2 separate regions of the Homo sapiens genome follow, and region 2 is linked to region 1. The links are chromatin contacts, found by Hi-C or POLR2A ChIA-PET in ENCODE. All regions are on one chromosome and are shown on one strand. Each heading gives the region's core, a stretch centred on a gene start or an enhancer-like site at or near the end of the contact. The rest is flanking DNA. Distances are from core to core; before and after follow the strand shown. Region 1 overlaps PRKAR2B (protein kinase cAMP-dependent type II regulatory subunit beta). Region 2 overlaps HBP1 (HMG-box transcription factor 1).

The links. A loop is a pair of places that touch in the nucleus more often than their neighbours do. ChIA-PET counts read pairs that join two places held with the same protein, here RNA polymerase II (POLR2A).
Region 2: POLR2A ChIA-PET joins it to region 1 with 17 read pairs in T-cell. The contact joins two enhancer-like sites. A Hi-C loop is called at or near these places in 1 of 37 single-sample maps with no recorded cell type. POLR2A ChIA-PET finds 5 or more read pairs at or near these places in 5 of 52 experiments (GM12878, OCI-LY7, T-cell and 2 more).

What each region holds. Positions count from the first base shown.
Region 1 is chr7:107,124,968-107,129,931 of GRCh38, forward strand. PRKAR2B (protein kinase cAMP-dependent type II regulatory subunit beta) reads left to right here. Exons shown (of 11, transcript NM_002736.3): 4 at 3,245-3,328. Among named protein-coding and RNA genes, the nearest start is that of HBP1, 42 kb to the right of the region's middle. Within about 2 kb of position 1,669, at least 6 of the 41 ENCODE cell types and tissues checked have a DNase peak (open chromatin) inside an H3K27ac peak, as active enhancers do.
Region 2 is chr7:107,177,320-107,182,452 of GRCh38, forward strand. It overlaps HBP1 (HMG-box transcription factor 1), which reads left to right. Exons shown (of 11, transcript NM_012257.4): 2 at 2,560-2,743; 3 at 5,054-5,133. The coding sequence starts at 2,575. Among named protein-coding and RNA genes, the nearest start is that of HBP1, 11 kb to the left of the region's middle. Within about 2 kb of position 3,257, at least 6 of the 41 ENCODE cell types and tissues checked have a DNase peak (open chromatin) inside an H3K27ac peak, as active enhancers do.

The DNA of each region.
Region 1 (4,964 bases), core at 419-2,918:
GGTAATACATCAATGAAAGGCATGTCTGTTGGGTTACATTAAAACTTTATGACGCTTGAATTTGAATTTAATATAGATTTTATGTGTCAGGAAATATTATCATTTGTTTGATTTTTTTTCCCCCAGTCATTAAAAAAATGTAAAATTATTCTTAGCCTAGAGGCCATACATACAAAAACAGCTTTGCCTGCAGGTGTAGTTTGCTGATCCCTGGTTTAGAATATAGACTCTGTAGCTGGCCTGGCTGGCATGAATTCTGGCTCTGCACCTTGTGGACTGGATGACATTGGACAAGTGATTTGGGCAAGTTGATTTCCTTAACTCTAAATTTCTTAACCTGCTTCATGGGATCTGTCACTAGGATAAAATGAGTTAATATTAGTAAAGCCCTTAGAATAGTACCTGGCATGTATTTATGCTATGTTTGTTTAACAAATAAAATTTTTATCTGAAATCAGGAATGAATTTTAATGAAAACCAAAGTGGCCTCTAGTACACTAAAATCACACTTTGGGTGTATTGCTGAGGCCTCAGTGATCCAGAGAGAGATCCCTTAGGTGGGATCATGCTAAGCCCCAGAGGAAAAATGTAGGAGAGCATCTTCAGAGCAGGTGGCTGCAGTACAGAGGAGCTGGAGTGTCAGAGACCACACCCGCTTTCTGGCTGTTTACTTTCCCCAGTGAAGAGGGATTTTACCGACGAGGTTAATTACAGAGAGTGGACTCTGAGTGCTGAGGAGTAATGGCAGGGTGAGGGAAAAGGGAAACAGGAGGAGAGCAGTAGACCATAGTGATGGAGGTGGGGCTGAGAAAAAAAATACTACTTAGAAATGGTGATTGGGCTGGGTGCAGCGGCTCATGCCTGTAATCTTAGCAGTTTGGGAGGCCAAGGCGGGTGGATCATGAGGTCAGGAGTTTGAGACCAGCCTGGCCAAGATGGTGAAACCCTGTCTCTAATAAAAATACAAAAATTAGCTGGGCACAGTGGCAGGCACTTGTAATCCCAGCTACTCAGGAGGCTGAGGCAGGAGAGTCGCTTGAACCCAGGAGGCAAAGGTTGTAGGGAACCGAGTGCACCACCACTGCACTTTAGCCTGGGTGACAGAGCAAGACTGTGTCTTAAAAAAAAAAAAAAAAAAAAAAGAGGCCAGGCGCGCTGGCTCACGCCTGTAATCCCAGTACTTTGGGAGGCTGAACTGGGCAAATCACGAGGTCAGGACATCAAGACCATCCTGGCTAACATGGTGAAAACCCGTCTCTACTAAAAATACAAAATACAAAATACAAAAAAAAAAAAAAAAAACCAAAGCCAGGCGTGGTGGCAGGCACCTGTAGTCCCAGCTACTCAGGAGGCTGAGGCAGGAGAATGGCGTGAACCCGGGAGGCGGAGATTGCAGTGAGCTGAGATCGCACCACTACACTCCAGCCTGGGCAACAGAGTGAGAATCTGTCTCAAAAAAAAAAAAAAAAAAAAAAAGTCGTCATTGGTACGAGAGGTAGCAGGAAGAAGAGAGAAGAGGAAAAAGCTGGATTTCTGTGTGAAGGCTTATAGGAATTGAATGGGTTGGAGAGAAAGACATAAAGTTGACCAGAGCGAAGCAGGTGCACGATACTGATGCCTGATGCACTCTCCTCTCCCCCCTTTCCTTTCTGAGAACAGCTTCTCAGCAGGCAGACATCTCGGTTGCTTTGGTTTGAAGTTCTAGATGGATTTTGTGAAGTGAGAAATGACTTTCTGTTTTGTTTTAGTGTGTTAGCCTTCCTTATTTGAAGTAGGAGGAAGTGAAGTTTGGTTGGTGTGGTTTGGTTAATACCTGAATTTTAAAGGTTTCTTATGCAGCAGTGAATGAGAAGTCCCTGGGATCTACTTTGTCTGTGTTTGTGTGTCATCTTAGAATCTAGTTTGAGATGAATATTGGGCAGATAGTAAACAAAGGTTTACATCTACCTTACCCTTAGAGGGGAAAGTGCAGTGACCCTTTCTCTTACTAGCTAGTAGTTCTTTCATGTAGTCTTTACATAATGCAAATAAATGGTATATATATCAATAGTTTACATATAAATAGTTTAGCAATACTATAAGTTTCCCCAATTCTTTTCAGGCTTATAATTTTCATTAATTTTTAGCCATCTGATGTGGTTTGAAATGCTGATTTAAATTTCCCATTGTGAGTTTTGATGTTTGTGGCTATAAACTCCACTGCTGCCTGATTCTGTGAGCTCTGATGCTCTGATGGTAGGGCAGGCTGCCTGAAGAGGCAAGGTACCTGCCCATCAGCTCTTGTGGTCACTCTTTGAGTGAGCATTGGAATAGGAAAGGGTGGTGTGTAGGTCTTCAGGAAAACCAACTCCGTGTCTGCTGCTTTTAGGACTACCCCTTGCCCCTCTAACTCATTTTATAGTTACAAACTGTTCATGTTCACAAAAGAGTGGACCTTTTGGTCCAAGTCAGTTGAGCCTCCTGCTAGTGAAAAGGGACTCGAGAGATAGCAAGCCACACTTACACACACGGCATTCTGCCACTCTTCACACTCTAGAATACAAGTTTAGTGAGAATATAGCACACTAGTTTCCTTGAGTTCCTTCTGAAATCAGTGCACCAGCCAGCCTCCTTGGACTCTTTTTCCCTGGAACACATATTCTCTTGGAGTGGCAGTGCATGATTGTTTGCTCCCTTCTAAAAATCACTTGCTCGCTGTGGGGCAGGTACATACCACATGTGTAAAAATATATTCGGCATCTAATGCCATATACATTTAAACATTTTACTTCTTTCCAGGGACCTTATCAAGATTCAAAAGAAAGAATTACATCCTGAAAGAGTATTAAACTCAGTAGAAACAGAATGACAGCAGTCCAAATTTTCAGTGTAGCTGCTGGCACCTGTTGTCCTTTTGTACGGGTCCCCACTGGCTGGGAGCTTTGGAATCTTCCTAGCCAGTCACAGTTGTGTGCATAATGAACTTGCTAACCTAGGGGAAAATATGCTTTTGAAAAACATTTCAGTGCTATATTGATGAATGGATACCAACCTCCCCCGAACAAGGTGAATTATGTTCCCCTACTTGGTAGGCTCATAAGTTACCAGTCACCAAAAGTGAATCTCAGCACCAACCTGAAGCAAACTTGAGCGCTAACAGTTCTTCTTTCTAATGTTGGTTCTGATTTTTGTTAGTTTTTAAAATCTCTTTGAGTGAGATGGTATTGGCTAATGTCTTTGTTTTTTAAATCTGATGTCCTTTTAGATTATACATCCAAAAACTGATGATCAAAGAAATAGGTTGCAAGAGGCTTGCAAAGACATCCTGCTGTTTAAGAATCTGGATCCGGTAAGATAAATCTTAATAATAGAAATGGCTTTGTTTTTTCCCCCAGTGACAGTGTCAAGAACTGTACAGGGTCTTGAGTTTTGCCCTCTTTGTAAGCTGATCACCCTGGGGTGATGGTAAAGGCCCCCTTGCGGATGCTTGAATGCACAGTAGGTTGAACTGCAGGAGAGGAATATTGAGTTTGGGGGAATATACTGCTGTTGGAGCAAGAAGTAAAGAAGCCTGAGGTGTTTGTCCTGTGGAAGATATTCTCTCATCTCTCAAGATGTTATCTCAGGGCTACAAAAACAGCCCTGAGAAATGGCACAGGTAAAAAGATGGTAGGAACTTGCCCTCTTCGTACCCATCAGGAATATGCAGGGATGCTCAGGGCCCATGGAGGATTGTTTCTCTTTACAGCCAGTGGTAGTAATTATATTTGAATGTGTATAAACTCATTATCTGTGTATTATACAGATTAAAAGTAATATTTCACTTGGCTTTAAGGTGAGGTTTTTTTTTTTTTTTTTTGGTCCTTTATAAGGATTTGGAAATCTCTAATTTTTGGGTTCGGTATTTCTAGAATACCCACTCTTGGTATGAGTGCACGTGCTGTTCAGACTTTGTCTTGCACTGTGATGTACATATTCTGCTTCCTTCATCTCAGATTATGCTTAGTCATTGCTGTATAGTTATTTAGGAGTGAACCTCTGCTGCCATATTCCAAATGTGAAAATAGAGTCAACTTTTGTAACTTACCTCGACTTTTTTATTTGGTCAAACTCAACATCTTCAAGTTTTTGGTGATGCCCTAGAGGAGAAGCATTAAATCAATACCTGCTCTTTTTAAAATGAGGTCTTCTTAAAAAGGACGTTTTTATAAAGATTCATGTACTGCATCATACCAGTTATATACTGCGTCATATTTACAGTCTGAAATATTTTAAAAATCTCTTTTGTTTCTAGTGTAATTTATGTTTATATTACGTCTTCCAGAACACAGTACATTGTGTGACTTTGGAGATTTATGTTAGGCCCACACATTACGAGTTTGTATGTCCATCTCTGAGTCTCCATTACTGGCTTTGATAGGCCTAAATTTGACCAGACCCAGGATCCATCAGTCACTTCATCTGTCCATTGTCTGAGGGCAGGAACTGTGTCTTTTGTATCTTTGCATCACTCTGTAAGTAGCAGATGGCTCACGGCCCTGTACGCGCACTAGGCTCTCAAAAGAAAACATGGGACTGAGACAAGAATGCTTTAAGTTATCCTTTTGTTACAGGAAAGAGGTCCTCATCCAGACCCCAAGAGAGGGTTCTTGGATCTCGCACAAAAATGAATTCAGGGTGAGTCTGTAAAGTGAAAACAAGTTTATTAAGAAAGTGAAGGAATAAAACAATGGCTACTCCATAGACAGAGCAGCCCCGAGAGCTGCTGGTTGCCCATTTTTATGGTTATTTCTTGATGATATGCTAAACAAGGGGTGGATTATTCATGCCTCCCCTTTTTAGATCATATAGGGTAACTTCCTGACATTGCCATGGCATTTGTAAACTGTCATGGTTCTGGTGGGAGTGTGGCAGTGAGGATGACCAGAGGTCACTCTCGTCACCATCTCGACTTTGGTGGGTTTTGGCTGGCTTCTTGACTGCAA
Region 2 (5,133 bases), core at 2,007-4,506, 54 kb after region 1:
TTGCTACACCATAATAGTAGCAAATTGTATAGTCAGTATTGAGCAAGGCTCTAAAGCAGTGCCCAGGCTAAGGGTTATTTTTGAGGGATATAGGCAGATAGCATCCAAAATAGAATATTAGACATACAGTAAGGCAATATGCATGCAGTTGGGCTATGTGTCAAGAACGCTGTATCTAGCAATCTAAAATAATCAGATGTAAGCAAATACTTTTAAAAAATAAGAATATAAATTCAGTGTTTAGAAGAGTGAAGAAACTGGGAATAGCATATTCAGTAGTAGAGGGGATAAGTGAATTTCGGTACATCCTTCTGATGTATATTTAACCATTTAGAGCTTTGAAAAAATAACATAGGAAAATGCTTATGAACTTATATTAGGCCAAAAGGTATCAAACTATAATATGAAATATGAAGAAAAACATGATTGAGTATATGTGTACATGAAGAAGAAATTGGATTGTAATACATCAAAATGTAAAAATATCTAAGTCTGGTTGGTGGGGTTAGAAGTAATCATATTCCTTTTTTTCCAAAAAAATTTTTTTTCCCATTTTTTTTCACAGTGATTGTATTTTCTAGTCAGGAATACATTTCAAAACCAAAAAGATCATGAAAAAGTCTTCGTAGAAAGAAATTTATCAGTGTCATCGGTGTTTATTGGTAATTAACATCATGACTTAGAAAGCTTATAAATATTAAGTGATTAACATTTTTTCAGTGCAGTTTTGATCAGCCTGCACTGGGTGCTTGACTTTCAGTGACTTTTAACAGCAATATATTTTATTGCTTTATTTTGAGGAAAAATATGTTGTTGCAAAAGTCAGGATTTTTTTGTGTATTTCATATTCACTCATTAGAACTTTTTCTTTAAGAGGGGGGGTCTTGCTACATTGCCCAGGCTGGATTCCAACGCATAGGCTGAAGTTGTCGTCCCCCTTCAGTCTACCCTAAGTAGCTGGAACTATAGGCATGAGCTACTGCATCAGGCTAGAACTTTTTTAAAAAATGGAATTTAGACTAGAGCCTGAGAAATCAGAAAAATCTTACCATTGTTGCTTATGTTAAATAAAGAACTAATTCGATCGTTGTCCAAAGGGTGAAATAAAAGAGACAACCACATTTTCCTTTCATAATAATATTTAGTTGTTGGATTTTGCTGAGAAATTATTTAAATTTATTAACCCATATTCTCTTCCTTGTGATAATTTTGTAGGCTTGCAGGTAGATTTACTAGTTGTTTAAATTTCCCATGATGATTATTCATCTTTCTATACATAATATCCTATTCAGAATGACAGGTATCTTTTATTATGGCTAGGTCCCAAATTTTCATTAAGAAAACCTAAGAACATTTTTATTTTTATGAGAATTGTAATATATGACCATTTTAAGAAACTCTGAAATGTTATTTAGAAAATGTACTTTTTTTGGCCAGGTGCGGTGGCTCATGCCTGTAATCCCAGCACTTTGGGAGGCCGAGGCGGGTGGATCACCTGAGATCAGGAGTTTGAGACCAGCCTGGCCAACATGGTGAAACCCTGTCTTTACTAAAAATACAAAAAATTAGCTGGGTGTGGTGGCACGCGCCTGTAATCCCAGCTACTAGGGAGGGTTAGGCAGGAGAATCGCTTGAACCCAGGAGGCAGAGGTTGCAGTGAGCCGAGATTGTGCCACTGCACTCCAGCCTGGGTGACAGAGCGAGACTCCGTCTCAAAAAAAAGAAAATGTATTTTTTTAAGTGTGCTGAAGTAGTTCACTTTCAGAATGAAGAAACAAAATAAAAAACACAGTAAATAGAGACATTAAAATAGAATCTTTAAAAAAGGACAAAATAGAATATTCTTCCAGTTTTTTTTAACTTTTATTAAGGAAAGTTTTTAAATTTCCTTTTGAATTTGAAGGTACAAGTGAAAAAAAGAGTCCTATTAGTCTCAGTTTTTGCATCTGAAAGGACGGTTACTAGGTTAAATAAAAGTATATACAATGCCATTTTTCCTCAGCAGAAAAGACTTTTTTTTATAATTCAAGATATTAATCTTTTGGGATTGAAATGTGATTTAGTGCTGAGTATTCAGTTGTAGGCCAAGATGTTAAGGAGTCATCCGGGTCTAAAGGATTTGAGGGAGCTATAAATGGCAGTGTATGATTAAGTTAAAATCTAACACTGTGGCCGGGCGTGGTGGCTCACGCCTGTAATCCCAGCACTCTGGGAGGCCCAGGTGGGCGGATATCTTGAGGTCAGGAGTTCAAGACCAGCCTGGCCAACATGACGAAACCCCATCTCTACTAAAAATACAAAAATTAGCTCGGCGTGGTGGCATGTGCCTGTAATCCCCCCTACTTAGGTGGCTGAGGCGGGAGAATCGCTTGAACCCAGGAGGTGGAGTTTGCAGTGAGCCGAGATCACGCCACTGCACTGCAGTCTGGGTGACAGAGTGTGACTATGTCTCAAAAAAAAAACAAAACAACATTGTCATGTCTCTGATTTATTTTAGGTTTGTGTACTGCCCAAATTGCATGGCTTGACATCATTTCTTAATGTCGTTTTTATTTTAAGTCAGAGCACCATAACATGGTGTGGGAAGTGAAGACAAATCAGATGCCTAATGCAGTACAGAAACTCCTGTTGGTGATGGACAAGAGAGCCTCAGGAATGAATGACTCATTGGAGTTGCTGCAGTGTAATGAGAATTTGCCATCTTCACCTGGATATAACTCCTGTGATGAACACATGGAGCTTGGTAAGCAAAATTAAAAGTTATATAGAAATCTCACTAAGATTCAGATAAATTTTTCTACTTAGCCCGCTTCTCCACCAACCTTGACTGGCTAGAAAGGGATATGAAGTATTTGTATATTAGGAATTTTCAGCATTCTTTTATTGCTTTTAAAATACTACTTAAAACCAACATGAGTTGGGCTATTTATGGTTATTGTAGACACTCATTTACAGATTGTTAAATTAAACTACTTTACTTTGTGTGTAAAGATTGGACCCCACTCGTGGCTTTTCGAAAGATGCTACTTTTGAAATATACTTGAGAGAGCTCAGTAAAATATGCTTAGCCACTCTTCGTGGCAGATTTGCTGGTATGATGTGGAAATTACAGTGGACCCTTGAAACTTGAGGATCTGACATTTATGGTTGTTACTATTGCTAAACTACTCCTGGAGATATGTGACCTTTAGAAATGTGTAAGTTTGTTGAGGTGTGTTTTTGAATTGTATTGCTTCAAGGCTGGTGTTCAGGAGTATGGAGCTAATGAGTCACCTTGGCTTGCTGCCCAGCTTTTCAGCTTGGCTTTGCCCCCATTTAATATATGGGGGTTTCCTTCATGTTTATAAAAACCCTGGGGAGAAGATACAGCTGTCTTAATTTTACAAATGATGAAATGGAGGAGATTATGTACTATGGTAATGTTTGGAAATTTAGAGATCTTAAGCTCTTGGGACACATAACCTGCTTGAATGCCAAGGATTTTCTGGACCCTAGTATTTATTGAGTACTGGTTACTTTTGAGCAAGGAGTGCCATTTTAATCAGGTAGTTGATCTTCCTCAGTTTTTGGTTTAAGGAGGAACTCAGAAACTTAGGGCCGAGGGGAGTATAAATAACATGCCCCTTCCACCTATGACTTCGTTTAAAAAGTAATTTCCTGAACTTCAGAAACAGAAATGAACCCTTTGCAGTAAATAAATGTTGGTCAAAGGCAGTGAGGGAAAGGAAATAGCTATATCAGCATGAAAATTGTAGGGTAGAATTATTTTAAATTAGTGTGATGTTCTAGAACTCCTTGGCTCCTTCATGACTCCATGAAAGAAGTCAGTTTTTACAAATGGATATCCCGAGTCAGTGCTTCTAATTAAAACATTTCAGTTTGGCTTGGCATGATGGTTCACGCTAGTAATCGCAGCACTTTGGGAGGACAAGGTGGGAGGAGTTCAGGACCAGCCTGGTCAACGTAGTGAGATATCATCTCTACAAAAATTTTCTTTAAAAATTAGCTGGGCATGGTGGGTACATGCCTGTAGTCCTAGCTACTTGAGAGGCAGAGGCGTGAGGATCATTTGAGCCCAGGGGTCCAAGGCTGCAGTGAGCTATAATTGTACCACTGCACTCCAGCCTGGGCAACAGAGTAAGACCCTATCTCAAAAAAAAATTTTTTTTTTTTTAAGATAGGACATTTCGGTTTTAGTAGACTATTCTGGAATATTTGCCTGAATAGGAGTTATACATACTTTTATAGTGACATTTAGGAGACTAGAAATTTTCTTGACTTGTATATTTAAGGGACCCAATAGGTTTGTGGAGTTTGTAGGTATGTGTTTCGTGGAGAGTTTTTTTTTTTAAGCCTTCAAGATGCTTTTTCTTCCCTACTACATACACACATACATACAGACATATATATGATTTTTTAAAAGAATATATATATAATTTTTTTTAAGAATTCAGTATTTTGGAATTCATGTTCCTTATAGTGCTTGGTGTGTGCATGAGTGGTAGCTGGGTAATAGTTCCAGTCATCTTATGGGGAGCTGAAAGGGTATCATGAATTGCCTTTTAGGAATGCACTTATAGGAAAAAATAACCGATAAATAACCAGTAAATATTAACAAGTTCAGAATTTATTAGTAAAAAGAAATACTTTAACACAGAGTTGTGTAAGTAGTAGCTAAATATTTATGTGATCTATATTATCATTATGGAAATTATTGTTTATAGTCTGTATAACAGGTTATTAAAGTATGTGAGTAATAAGTCCATATTGCACACATAAAATGCCTTTTTCTTCATTAACTTGTTAATGTAAAAATATCTCAGTGGCATATGGATCACTCCTAGGTGAGGTACAAAACACTAGGGGGAATAAGAAGCAGAAAACACAAACCAAACCATGTTTTTCCAGTCTGTGAACAGAATGTTAAATTTATGATTTTCCTCTCTCAAAATTAATTAGCTAAAATTGAGGACTTCTCTTTTAACTGCAGTTATAATATTGTTCCTTGTATTAGTAATTTCCTTTTTATGATTTTGAGTGTGCTTATTTGCAGATGACCTTCCTGAACTTCAGGCAGTTCAAAGTGATCCTACCCAATCTGGCATGTACCAGCTGAGTTCAGATGTTTCACAT